2 separate regions of the Homo sapiens genome follow, and region 1 is linked to region 2. A link is an interaction called in ENCODE POLR2A ChIA-PET data of the cell type or tissue named here. Cell type or tissue: IMR-90. All regions are shown on one strand. Each heading gives the region's core, and the rest is flanking DNA. Links, peaks and the distances in the headings are about the cores only.

The links. Peaks named below come from ENCODE experiments on the same cell type or tissue, not always from the same donor. Only the 100,000 strongest peaks of a DNase experiment are listed, where the experiment ranks them.
Region 1: POLR2A ChIA-PET joins it to region 2 with 9 read pairs; 4 of 35 experiments call an interaction of 5 or more read pairs at or near these places.

Annotation. Positions count from the first base shown.
Region 1 is chr19:10,075,960-10,082,757 of GRCh38, reverse strand. No RefSeq gene overlaps it. Among named protein-coding and RNA genes, the nearest start is that of SHFL, 7.0 kb to the left of the region's middle. In IMR-90, for the core only: no CTCF peak of the experiment used is centred there; no DNase peak of the experiment used is centred there; H3K27me3 peaks cover 777 bases.
Region 2 is chr19:9,941,829-9,948,626 of GRCh38, reverse strand. No RefSeq gene overlaps it. Among named protein-coding and RNA genes, the nearest start is that of OLFM2, 8.7 kb to the right of the region's middle. In IMR-90, for the core only: a CTCF peak has its summit at 2,755 (motif pointing left); a DNase peak (open chromatin) is centred at 2,976; H3K27ac peaks cover 1,442 bases.

The DNA.
Region 1 (6,798 bases), core at 728-5,727, 130 kb before region 2:
CAAAACAAAAAAAGCAGCAAATCTTGACCTGGAACTGGACCCTTGGAGGCTTAAGCTGGGCGACTGTGTTCAATTATGGAGGAAGGCCGGGTGCAGTGGCTCACACCTGTAATCCCAGCACTTTGGGAGGCCCAGGAGGGCAGATCACTTGAGGCCAAGAGTTCGAAACCAGCCTGGCCAACATGGCAAAATCCTGTCTACTAAAAATACAAAAAATAGCCAGGCATGGTGGTGTGTGCCTGTAGTCCCAGCTACTCGGGAGGCTGAGGTGGGGGAATCACTTGAACCCGGGAGGCAGAGGTTGCCGTGAGCCGAGATCGCACAACTACACTCCAGCCTGGGCAATAGAGTGAGACTCCATCTCAAAAAAAAAAAAAAATTGCTGGGCACGGTGGCTCACGCCTGTAATCCCAGCACCTTGGGAGGCTGAGAGCCCAAGGTGGGGATCACCTGAGGTCGGGAGTTCCAGACCAGCCTGACCAACATGGAGAAACCCTGTCTCTACTAAAAATACAAAATTAGCCAGGCATGGTGGCGCATGCCTGTAATCCTAGCTACTCGGGAGGCTGAGGCAGGAGAATTGCTTGAACCCAGGAGGCGGAGGTTGCGGTGAGCCGAGATCGTGCCATTGTACTCCAGCCTGGGCAACAAGAGCAAAACTCCATCTCAAAAAAAAAAAAAAAAAGAAAAGAAAAAAAATATTGTGGAGGAGATGGAGACCATTGGAGCATGTGCATGCTTTTCACAATCTAGTCAATTTCCCACTCCAGTTGAGTCAAATGAAAAATTGATCGGGAATGCTCAGAGCTGGAGAAGCTGTAGGGAAATGAGAAATCTCCCAAATCATTAGAGACAGCATCCGTTGGTGAAACCTTTTGGGAAGGACACCATGGAAAAATCTACTACTAAACTATTAAGCATGCTGGATTAATCATGTCTCTCATTTTCTGTTGCTGTCTTCTTCTTCTCTTTGTCCTTCTCCTTCCTCCTCCTCCTTCCTCCTCCTCCCTCCTCCTCCTTCTCTTCCTCCTCCTCCTCCTCTTATTCTTCTTCCTTTTTTTTGTTTTTGAGATGGAGTCTCGCTCTGTCGCCCAGGCTGGAGTGCAGTGGTGCGATCTCGGCTCACTGCAAGATCCGCCTCCCGGGTTCATGCCATTCTCCTGCCTCAGCCTCCCAAGTAGCTGGAACTACAGGCGCCCACCACCACGCCCAGTTAATTTTTTGTATTTTTAGTAGAGACGGGGTTTCACCGTGTTAACCAGGATGGTCTTGATCTCCTGACCTCATGATCTGCCTGCCTCAGCCTCCCAAAGTGCTGGGATTACAAGCGTGAGCTACTGCGCCTGGCCTTTTTTTTTTTTTTTTTTTTTTTGAGACAGAGTCTTGCTCTGCCACCCAGACTGGAGTGCCGTGTCATCATCATAGCTCACTGCAGCCTTGAATTCCTGGGCTCGAGCGATCCTCCTGCCTCAGCCTCCCAAGTAGCTGTGACGATAGGTGTGCACCATCATGTCAGCTAATTTTATTATTTGTGTAGAGACGGGGTCTCACTATGTTGCCTGGGCTGATCTTGACCTCCTGGGCTCAAGTGATCCTCCCTCCTCGGCCCCCCAAAGCCCTGAGATTACAGGCATGAGCCACTGCACCTGGTTTGAATTTTTCTTGCAACAAGCATCTAATCTATCATTTTGTAGTGAGAAAAAAAAATACCCAATAAGATAAATCCAATTAATTTTCTTTTCTTTTTTCTTTTTTTCTTTTTTTAAGACAGTGTCTTGCTCTGTCGCCCAGGCTGGAGTGCAATGGCGTGCTCTCTGCTCACTGCAACCTCGACCTCCCGGGTTCAAGCGATTCTCCTGGCTTAGCCCCTTGTGAAGCTGGGATTACAGGCACGTGCTGCCACGCCCAGCTAATATTTTGTATCTTTAGTAGAGACAGAGTTTCACCATGTTGGCCAGGTTGGTCTCGAACTCCTGACCTCGTGATCTGCCCACCTCAGCCTCCCAAAGTGCCGGGATTACAGGTATGAGCCATCACGCCCAGCCAATCCAATTAATTTTTAAAAATAACATGTATGAAACCCTGGACACTATCTTTGACAATGATGCCTAACAGGTGAGAAGTAATTTGGGATTTTATAATTTGAGTAGTTCTCAGTAAATGGAACATCCTTTGTAGCACAGAAATCTGTTGTTCGACTTTTGTGAAATCAGTTTCATACATTTTTCCAGGAATACATTATGTGCAAAAGTTGAGGAACCTGTTTAATGGGGCTCTGCTCAAATGAATTTGGTGAGTGGTGAGTGGAGAAATTATAATGGCTAAAATAAATTCCCTGAGTGTATCTGGAGCTCACTGAGTGTCAGGCTGTCTGCAGGTTATGCCCTAGGCCTTAGGATCTTCTGGCTTAGGCATGATTGGCCCTTACAGATGAAGAAACTGAGCCTCCAAGAGATTAAGCAAATCACATGGATACCCAGTTTATAAGTGGTATAGCCAGGATTTGAACTCAGGCCAACTGACTGCAAACTCCTTCAAGCTGGAATTTAGGTTAAGAATTGTAGAGATGAAGGGGGCATGCTTTGGAACCAGACAGTCCTTAACCAACCTTCCTTCCTTCTCTCCTTCCTTCTTTCCTTCCTTCTCCCCTTCCTTCCTTCCTTCCTTCCTTCCTTCCTTCCTTCCTTCCTCCCTCCTTCCCTCCCTCCCTCCCTTCCTCCCTCCCTCCATTCCTTCTTTCCTTCTTTTCTTTCTTTCTTTCTTTTTTTTTTTGAGACAGAGTCTTGCTCTGTCACCCAGGCTGCAGTGCAGTGGTGCAATCTTGGCTCACTGCAACCCCCACCCCATTGGTTCAAGCAATTCCCTGCCCCAGCCTCCTGAGTAGCTGGGATTATAGGCACCCGCCACCATGCCTGGCTAGTTTTTTATATTTTTAATAGAGATAGGGTTTCACCATGTTGGCCAGACTGGTCTCAAACTCCTGACTTCAGGTAATCCTCCCACCTTGGCCTCCCAAAGTGCTGGGATTACAGACGTGAGCCACTGAGCGCAGCCTCTTTTCTTTCCGGTGTTTTTTTTTGTTTTTTTCTTTTTTTTTGACACAGAGTCTTGCTCTGTCGCCTAGGCTGGAGCACAATGGCGTGATCTCACATCACTGCTACTTCCGCCTCCTGGATTCAAGGGATTCTCGTACCTCAGCCTCCCAAGTAGTAGCTGGGATTACAGGCGTGTGCCTCCATGCCCAGCTAATTTTATATCTTTAGTAGAGACAGGGTTTTGCCATGTTGTCCAGGCTGATCTTGAACTCCTGGCCTCAAGGGATCTGCCTGCCTTGGCCTCCCAAAGTGCTGGGATTATAGGCATGAGCCATCACGTCTAGCTGCTTTCTTCTTTTTTTGGGGGTGGGGACTTGCCACATCACCCAGGCTGGAGTGCAGTTCAGCCTTGACCTCCTGGACTCAAGTGATCCTCCCACGTCAGCCTCCCAAAGTGCTGGGACTACAGGTGTGAGCCACCACGCCCACCACTTTGGTTTATCTTGCTTTTCCGAGGGCGTGGCCTGTGGGAAACAGTTCCTCACTCCACTCCAGGGACTGCTGCCACATCTCAGCTCCTGACAGCAGAAACATCCATCATTAATCATTGATCCTACATTCTGGAGGAGAACCAAGGCCAGAAGGCCCCGAGGGAAAGTACTGAGAAAAAGCCAGTCGGGGCCAGGTGTGATGGCTCACGCCTGTAATCCCAGCACTTTGGGAGGCTGAGGCAGGCGGATCACGAGGTCAGGAGTGTTTGAGACCAGCCTGGCCAATATGGCAAAACCCCGTTTCTACTAAAAATATAAAAATTAGCTGGGTGTGGTGGTGCAGGCCTTTAGTCCCAGCTACTCAGGAGGCTGAGGCAGAAGAATCGCTTGAACCCGGGAGGCGGAGGTTGCAGTGAGCCAAGATCAAGCCACTGTACTCCAGCCTGGGCGACAGAGCGAGACTCCATCTCAAAAAAAAAAAAAAAAAAAAAGCCAGTCGGTGCAGACACCAGACCTGTAATTCTGGGATGTGGGATGGACAGACAATGTCCTCTTTCTACTTTACATTTTGGAATTTTAAATTTGCCGATAGCATTCTCTCCCCTCTAAGCATGATACTCTGCCCTTTTTTCCTTTTCTGATTGCAAAAGCAAAGCGTGTTGGACTCCTCCTCCAAAAAGTTACACATTAAGAAGTGTTTGATCCAGAAGGAGGAAGTCCCGGTGTACACACAGTAAGAAACATTACATATTTTTGTCCTTGGCTACTCAAGTGTTTTCCATGTTGAATAGGGGATGCAGGATGTGCACGTTCTGGTTCTGCGGGGAGGAGCGTACGATAAAGGCTTGCGATGGAGTTTCCCACTTTCTTTTCTTCTCTTTCTTTTCTTCCTTTCCTTTCCTTTCCTCCCCTCCCCTCCCCTCCTCTCCCCTCCCCTCTCCTCTCATTTCCTTTCTCACAGAGTCTGGCTTTATTGTCCAGGCTGGAGTGTAGTGGTACAATCTTGGCTCACTGCAACCTCCGCCTCCCAGGTTCAAGGAATTCTCCCATCTCAGCCTCCTGAGTAGCTAGGATTACAGGCGCCCGTCACCATGCCTGGCTAATTATTTTGTATTTTTAGTAGAGTCAGTGTTTCGCCATGTTGGTCAGGCTGGTCTCGAACTCCCGACCTCAGATGATCCACCTGCCTTGGCTTCCCAAAGTGCTGGGATTAGAGGCATGAGCCATCGCGCCCAGTCCCCATTTTCTTTTCTACATGTCTGCCTTTGGGGGAATCTTTTTGTTTTCATGTATCCTAAAAAGATAATAAGGACAGGCCAGGTGTGGCGGCTTCTACCTGTAGTCCCAGCTCCTTGGGGGGCCAAGGCAGGAGGATCACTTGAGTGCAGGAGTTCAGGCTGCAGTGAGCCATGATCATGCCACTGCGCTCCAGCCTAGGTGACAGAGTGAGACCCTGTCTGTGAAAATGAATAAAAACTAAAATTAAAAAAGTAATCAGTATAGCTGGGCGTAGTGGCTCATGCTTGTAATCTCAGCACTTTGGGAGGCTGAGGAGTGGGGAATCACTTGAGTCCAGGAATTCAAGACCAGCAGCTTGGGCAACATAGCAAGAATCCATCTAAAAAAAAAAAAAAAAAGGAAGAAAGAAAGAAAAAGGAGAAACAGTGGAGAAATTTGAAGACTCAATGGGCCAGGCACGGTGGCTCACGCCTGTAATCCCAACACTTTGGGAGGCCGAGGCAGGCAGGGATCACGAGGTCAGGAGATCGAGACCATCCTGGCTAACATGGTGAAACCCCATCTCTACTAAAAATACAAAAAAATTAGTCGGGTGTGGTGGCACGCTTCTGTAGTCCCAGCTACTCTGGAGGCTGAGACAGGAGAATTGCTTGAACCTGGGAGGCAGAGGTTGCAGTGAGCTGAGATCGTGCCACTGCACTCCAGGCTGGGTGACAGAGAGAGACTCCATCTCAAAATAATAATAATAATAAATAAATAGACAAAGACTCAAGGAAACCAAAAGTTGGTTCTTCAAAAAGATAAAGAAAATTGACAAACCTTTAGCAATACTGACAAAGGAAAAAAAGGTGCAAATAACTAAAATTAGAAATGAAAATAGAGGCATTACTACTGACCTTACAGAAATTTAAAGGATTATAAGAGAATGCTATGAACAATTATTCACCAACAAATCAGATAATCTATCTGGATGAACAAATTTCTAGAAATACATAAAACTAACTCAAGAAGAAATAGAAAATCTCAACAGATCTGTAATAAGAACTAGAATTAGTAATCAAAAACCTCCAAACAAGAAAAGGTCATGACTGAATGATTTCAGTGATGAAGTCTACCAATAAGTTAAGTACACATTCTTTTCAAATGCTTCCAACAAATAGAAGAGGAAGGAACATTCCTTCCTTCCTTCCCTCCCTCCTTCCTTCCTTCCCTCCCTGCCTCCTTCCCTCCCTCCTTCTTTCCTTCCTTCCTTCCTTCCTTCCTCTCCTCCTCCTCCTTCTTCTCTTCTCTTCTCTTCTCTTTTCTCTTCTCTCTCCTTCTCCTTCTTCTTCTCCTTCTTCTTCTTCTTCTTCTCCCCTTCCCTTCCCTTCCCTTCCCGTCCCGTCCCATTCCATCCCGTCCCGTCCTGTCCTGTCCCGTCTTGTCCCATCCCTTTCCTTTTCGACAGGGTCTCAGTCTGCTGCCCAGGCTGGAGTGCAGTGGTGTGAATGATTTACTGCAGCCTTGACCTTCTGGGCTCAAGCAATCCTCCTGCCTCCCATGTAGCTGGGACTACAGGCACACACCACCACATCCAGCTAATTTCTTGATTTTTTTGTAGAGACAGGGTCTCACTTTGTTGCCCAGGTTAGTCTCGAATTCCTGGACTCAAGTTGTCCTCCTGCCTCAGCCTCCCAAAATGTTGGGATTACAGGAGTGAGCCACTCCACCTGGTCTCTCTCTCTCTCTCTCTCTCTCTCTCTCTCTCTGTCTGTCTCTCTTCTTTTCTTGGATACAGGGCTTTTCTCTGTTGCACAAGCTGGAGTGCAGTGGCCTGGTCATAGCTCATTGCAGCTGCCTGTGTCTCCTGGGCTCAAGGAATCCACACACCTCAGCCTCCTGAGTAGCTGGAACTACTGGTGTGTGCTATCATGCCCAGCTTTTTTCTTTTTGTTTCTTTCTTTTTTTTTTTTTGAGACGGGGTTTCACTCTTGTTGCCTAGGCTGGAGTGCAATGGTGCGATCTCGGCTCACCGCAACCTCCGCCTCCCGGGT
Region 2 (6,798 bases), core at 1,075-6,074:
TTTTTTTTTTTTTTTTTTTTTAGACAGAGTCTCGCTCTTTCACCCAGGCTGGAGTGCAGTGGCGCTATCTCGGCTGACTGCAAGCTCCGCCTCCCGGGTTCACGCCATTCTCTTGCCTCAGCCTCCTGAGTAGCTGGGACTACAGGCGCCCGCCACCATGCCCAGCTAATTTTTTCTATTTTTAGTAGAGATGGGGTTTCACCGTGTTAGCCAGGATGGTATCGATCTCCTGACCTCGTGATCCACCCACCTTGGCCTCCCAAAGTGCTGGGATTACAGGCAAGAGCCACTGTGCCTGGCCATGTGTCTTTTTTTTTTTTTTTTGGGACAGATTGTCCGTCTGTCACCCAGGCTGGAATGCAGTGGCCTGATCTCGGCTCACTGCAACCTCCGCCTTGCGGGTTCAAGCGATTCTCCTGCCTCAGCCTCCTGAGTAGCTAGGACTACAGGTGCGCACCACCACGCCCTGCTAATTTTTGTATTTTTAGTAGAGACGGGGGTTTCACCATGTTGGCCAGGCTGGTCTCAAACTCCTGACCTTGTGATCCACCCACCTTGGCCTCCCAAAGTGCTGGGGTTACAGGCATGGGCCACTGCACCCGGCCCAGCCATGTGTCTTTTTTTTTTTTAAGAGACAGGGTCTTGCTCTTGCCCAGGCTGGGGTGCAGCGGTGCAATGATAGCTCACTGCAGCCTTCAACTCCTGGGCTCAAGTGATTCTCCCACCTCATCCTCCCAAATAGAAGGCGCAAATCACCATGACCAGGTAGTTTTATTATTATTATTATTATTATTATTATTATTATTATTATTATTTTATAGAGAGGAGGTCTTGCCCTGTTGCCCAGGCTGGTCTGGAACTCTTGGGCTCAACCCATCCTCCCGCCTTGGCCTCCCAAAGTGCTGGGATTGCAGGCATGAGCCACTGCACCCGGCCACAGCGTGTGTCTTTTGTGCACATAGATAAGTGTCTCTAGGGTGTATAGATTGCTAAGAATAGAAATTCTGGGTTATGGGGGAGGCACATGTTCAGCTGTCCTGGGTGTGGACTTCGTGCTGGTCACTCAGACTTCACCCTGTCCCTTTCCTCTCACCATTCTTCTGAGGCTTCCCTGTTAACCCTAAGATAAAGCCCAAGTCCTCTGACCTAGAATCTTGGGCTTCCCCTGTCACTGTCCCTCACCAGGTGACCTAACTCTCTGAACCTTGCAGCCCCAGGGTCTTCTTGCTGCCCACCGAGCCCTGCTAGCTCCTCTGCATCCTTCAGGTTTCATCTCCAGCATCCGCCCCTCATGGCAAACAACCCAGGCTACGTCAGGGCCTCCCATACACGCCCAGAGAACCTTGCCCACATGTGCACACAGCACGCTCTTGACTCTAAGTTATTTGAGGATGGGGCTGGCTTTTTCTTTCCCTTTTTTTTTCTTTTTTTTTTTGAGACAGAGCCTCACTCTGCTCCCCAGGCTGGAGTGCAGTAGCGTGATCTCGGCCCACCAACCTCCGCCTCCTGGATTCAAGTGATTCTCCTGCCTCAGTCTCCCCAGTAGCTGGGACTACAGGCACACACCACCACGCTTGACTAATTTTTGGTATTTTTAGTAAAGACAGGGTTTCATCATATTGGTCAGGCTGGTCTCAAATTCCTGGCCTCAAGTGATCCATCTGCCTTGGCCTCCCAAAGTGCTGGGATTACTTGCAAGAGCCACCGCGCCTGGCCAGAGCTGGCTGTTTCAGAGCCACAAATCCAGTGCAGCCTGGTCCAGGTGTCAGTTCTTGATCTCTGCTTGTAGCTTAAATGGAGGGGTCCTGGCCTCTACTACAAGGTGGGGAGAGGAGGCTGCACAGAGACAAGGGCTTGAATCCTAGCTCCTCTACCTCCTTGCTGTGTGACCTCAGGCAAGTTGCTTCACCTTTCTGAATGTCACTTTCCTCCCCTACGAAACCCTCCAAGGAGGATTGCCTGAGGCCAGGATGTCGAGGCTGCAGTGAGCCATGATTGCACCACTGTACTCCAGCCTGGGCGACAGAGCAAGACCCTGTCTCAAAAAAAAAAAAAAAAGAAAAAAGTCCAGGCCGGGTGGCTCATGCCTGTAATCCCAACCCTTTGGGAGACCAAGGCGAGTTGATCACTTGAGCCCAGGAGTTCAAGACCAGAACAGCCTGGGCAACATGGTGAAACCCCATCTCTATAAAAAATACAATTAGCTGGGCATGGTGGCGGTGTGCACCTGTAGTACCAGCTACCTGGGAGGCTGAGGTAGGAGGATCACCTGAGCCTGGGGAGGTCGAGGCTACAATGAGCTGTGATTGTGCTACCACACTCCAGCCTGGGTGACAGAGTGAGGCCCTGTCTCAAAAAAAGAAAGAAAGGGGCCCAGCTTGGTGGCTCATGCCTGTAATTCCAGCACTTTGGGAGGCCGAGGCAGGCGTATCACCTGAGGTCAGGAGTTGAAGACCAGCCTGACCAACATGGTGAAACCCTGTCTCTACTAAAAATACAAAAATTAGCCAGGCATGTGGCAGGAGCCTGTAATCCCAGCTACTCGGGTAGCTGAGGCAGGAGAATCGCTTGAACCTGGGAGGTGGAGGTTCCAGTGAGCTGAGATCGCGCCATTGCACTGCAGCCTGGGCAACAAGAGCGAAACTCTGTCTCAGAAAAAAAAAAAAAAGAAAGAAAGAAAGAAGAAAAAATAAAAAGAAATCTTCTCCAGGACTATCGCAGGGGTTGAAATGAGCCCCCTGCTGGGCCTGGCTTGGGGCAGACCACTCTGCCTTAGAACGGCTGTGGTTCTGAGCCAAGTTCCGGCCGCATGGCCTTAGATCAGGGCCCTGCTCCTTCCTGCTTTGGTAAGGCTGGGAAGCGTTCCTGGGTCTCCTTGTCCCGCCAGCTCATGCCTCAATTCCCAGGCCCCTAATAGGAACCACATGCGCTGGATGCCTGCCCTCCTCCCCCTTCCCTCCTCCTCCCCCAGAGAGGCCTCCTGAGTCATCCTCTCCACCTCACTCCCTCCTTGCAGCCTCATTCCCACGCTGCCCTGGCCTGGCGTCCTCGTGTCAGAGGGCTGTGTCGTGGGTCCCCGCGGGTCTGTTTGTGTGTGAACTCTGCCTCTACTGTGCCTTTGTGGGCGTGACTCCGTGTCTGAGTTATGGATCAGACACTGTGAGCGTGCTCTGTACAAATTCCATGCTTCTGTTTGCGTGTCTGTGCAAGAGTGTGTTGGCATGTGAACTGTCTGCCTGTTTTATGTGATTGTATTGTGAGTGTTTGAGTAAACGGATGTATAAATATGTCTATGCTGGAGACCTGTGTGTGAGCTGTGTGTCTGAATTGTGGGTTTTGTGGAGTTGTGTGTGTGTCTATTTTCTTTCTCTCTCTCTCTTTCCTTCCTTCCTTCCTTCCTTCCTTCCCTCCCTCCCTCCCTTCCTTCCTTCCTTCTTTCCTTCCTCCCTTCCTTCCTCTTTTTCTGCTGCTTTCTTTCCTTCCTTCCTTCCTTCTTGCTTTCTTCTTTCTTTCTTTCTTTCTTTCTTTCTTTCTTTCTTTCTTTCTTTCTTTCTTTCTCTCTCTCTCTCTCTCTCTTTCTTTCTTTCCCTCTCTCTTTCTCTCTTTCGTCTTATTCTGTCACCCAGGCTGGAGTGCAGTGATCTCAGCTTACTGCAACCTCCATCTCTCGGTTTCAAGCAATTCTCCTGCCTCAGCCTCCCGAGTAGCTGGGATTACAGGCATGCGCCACCATGCCAGGCTAATTTTTGTATTTTTAGTAGAGACGGGGTTTCATCATGTTGGCCCGGCTAGTCTCAAACTTCTGACCTCAAGTAATCCACCCACCGTGGCCTCCCAAAGTGCTGGGATTGCAGTTGTGAACCACAGTGCCTGGCCCCTTTCTTTCTTTCTTTTTTGAGACAAGGTCTCACTCTGTTGCCCAGGCTGGAGTCCAGTGGTGCAATCAGCTCACTGAAGCCTCAATCTCTCAGGCTCAAGCAATTCTCCTGCTTCAGCTTCCAGAGTAGGTGAGACTACAGGCACAAGGCACCATGCTCAGATAATTTTTTATTTTTAGTAGAGATGGGCTCTCATTAATTAAAAGAATTACCTGGGTGAGGTTGGGCATAGTGGCTCATGCCTGTAATCCCAGCACTTTGGGAGGCCAAGGTGGGTGGATCACGAGGTCAGGAGATCGAGACCATCCTGGCTAACATGGTGAAACCCTGTCTCTACTAAAAATACAAAAAAATTAGCTGGGCGTGGTGGCAGGTGCCGGTAGTCCCAGCTACTCGGGAGGCTGAGGCAGGAGAATGGTGTGAACCCAGGAGGCAGAGCTTGCAGTGAACCGAGATCGCGCCACTGCACTCCAGCCTGGGCGACTGAGCAAGACTCCATCTCCCCCCCAAAAAAAAAAAGAATTACCTGGGCGAGACCCCAACTACTTCCTTTTTTTTTTTCTTTTTTTGAAAAAAAGAAAAGAGACAAGGTCTTACTCTGTCACCCAGGCTGGAGTACAGTGGCACCATCACAGGTCACTGCAGCCTAGAACTCCTGGGCTCAAGTGATCCTCCCACCTTGGTCTCCTAAAGTGCTGGGAATACAGGTGCCAGCCACTGCACCCGGTCAATAGGTTGGCTTTGAGTCAGATGGAACTGAGTCTGAATCCTGTGTCTGCCCTTTATAGCTGGGTGACCTCGGGCAAATTACTTAACCTCTCTGAGCCTCAAAGTTTTCATTTATTTATTTATTAGAGACAGGGTCTCGCTCTGTCACCCAGGCTGGAGGGCAGTGGTGCAATTGCAGCTCACTGCAGCCTCGACCTCCTGGGCTCAAACGATCTTCCCTCCTCAGCCTTCCAAGTAGCTAGTACTACAGGCGCAAGCCACCATGCCTAGCTACTTTTTGTATTTGTTGTAGAGATGGGGTTTTGCCATGTTGCCAGGCTGGTCTCAAACTCCTGGGCTCAAGTGATCTGCAGTCCTCTGCCTCCCAAAGTGCTGGGATTATAGGTATGAGCTGCTGCACCTGGCCTGCATTTTTAAATGGGGGATAACAGTGCCTACCCTACAGGGTTGTTGTAAGAACTCAAGGAATTAATGTATGGAGAGGATGTATCCCAGTGGTGGGTGCTTCACTGGAGCTCAGTGAGTCAGGAAGGTTCCTGTTAAAGAGATGTTTCCAGCATGGTCCAGGAGGGAGTACTGAGTAGGTAGGTCATGAATAGCTTGGAGTATTGGGGCTTCGTGAATTATGAGGTTCTCTTCAGACAGATAAAGGGAATGAATCTTCCAAGCACATATCAATCACGGTTTAGTTGCAGGAAATGAGAACCAAAACCAGGGAACTTGGTGCTTACAGAACCAAGGCTGGAGAATAGGGATCTAGGGAAAGCCGATAGAATGACTTGCTACAAAACACCACCTCCCGGCTGGGAGCAATGGCTCACCCCTGTAATCCTATCCCTTTGGGAGGCCAAGGAAGGCACATCACTTGAGGTCAGGAGTTCAAGACCAGCCTGGCCAACATAGTGAAACCCTGTCTCTACTAAAAATACAAAAAACTAGCTGGGCGTGATGGCATGTGCCTGTAATCCCAGTTACTCTGGAGGCTGAAGCAGGAGAATTGCTTGAATCCAGGAGGTGGAGGTTGCAGTGAGCTGAGATTGTACCACTGCACTCCAGCCTGGGCAACAGAGCGAGGCTCCATCTCAAAACAAAAACAAAAACAAAACAAAAACCATCACCTCCCAACTCACCCAAGCAGGAGCTTCTGCCTCTATTATTAGCAGGGAGGTGGAGAATTATCCCCTAGAGTGGGGATTTTTGACTTTAAGACTACATCACCATAATTAATGAACAAAATATGGGATATCCACACAATGGAATATTATTGAACCATAAAAAGGAACAGCATGGCTGGGCGTGGTGACTCACGCCTGTAATCCTAGCACTTTGGGAGGCCAATGCGGGTGGATCCCTTGAGCCCAGGAGTTTGAGACAAGCCTAGGCAAATGGAGAGACTCCATCTCTACAGAAAATACAGAAAATTAGCAAGGTGTGGTGGCATGCAACTGCAGTCCCATTTACTGGGATGGACTGAGGTGGAAGGATTGCTTGAGTCTGGGAGGTGGAGGTTGCAGTGAGCCAAGATCCCATCACTTCACTCCAGCCTGGGTGACACAGCGAGACTCTATCTCAAAAACAACAACAACAACAACAGCAACAGGAACAACAAAACAATGAAAACACCAGGAAAGTTGCAATTCAGAGATACGGAGGCAGTCATCATTGTTACTGCAATGGACTCTCAACAAAAACGGGTTGTTCTCACAATTGGAAACAGGAACATTCCTGCAGGAAAATCCAGTGTCTCCCAATTGTGCTTAGCAGCTGCCTCTACCAGCATAACAGGAAGATTAATTCCACCTTCTTCCACCACCCACTTCTCATGCTTCTAATGGATGAAACCTAATTGGCCTACAGAAGTTTAGCTGCAAGGGAGTCTGGAAGTATTTTCGCTTTGCAGGCTCTATAATAAGGAATGCATACTAGGGGGTTGAAATGATGCCAAGAACCACCCCCTGCCCAAAACCATATATTTTGGTTTTGCTTGTACAGTGTCCTTTCTCTCTTTTAGTGGTCAACATTCTATATCCTTCTCTACCTCCCACTTCCTATCCAATGTAGGTTGAATAAGGCTAACTGCACTCTCTGGCTCCGTGGGGGTGATCTATGAGCCAGACCTAGCCAAGCCAAATAATGAATTCCTCTGAATACATAATTGGTTCAGGATGGGCACACAACTTGGGATGCATAA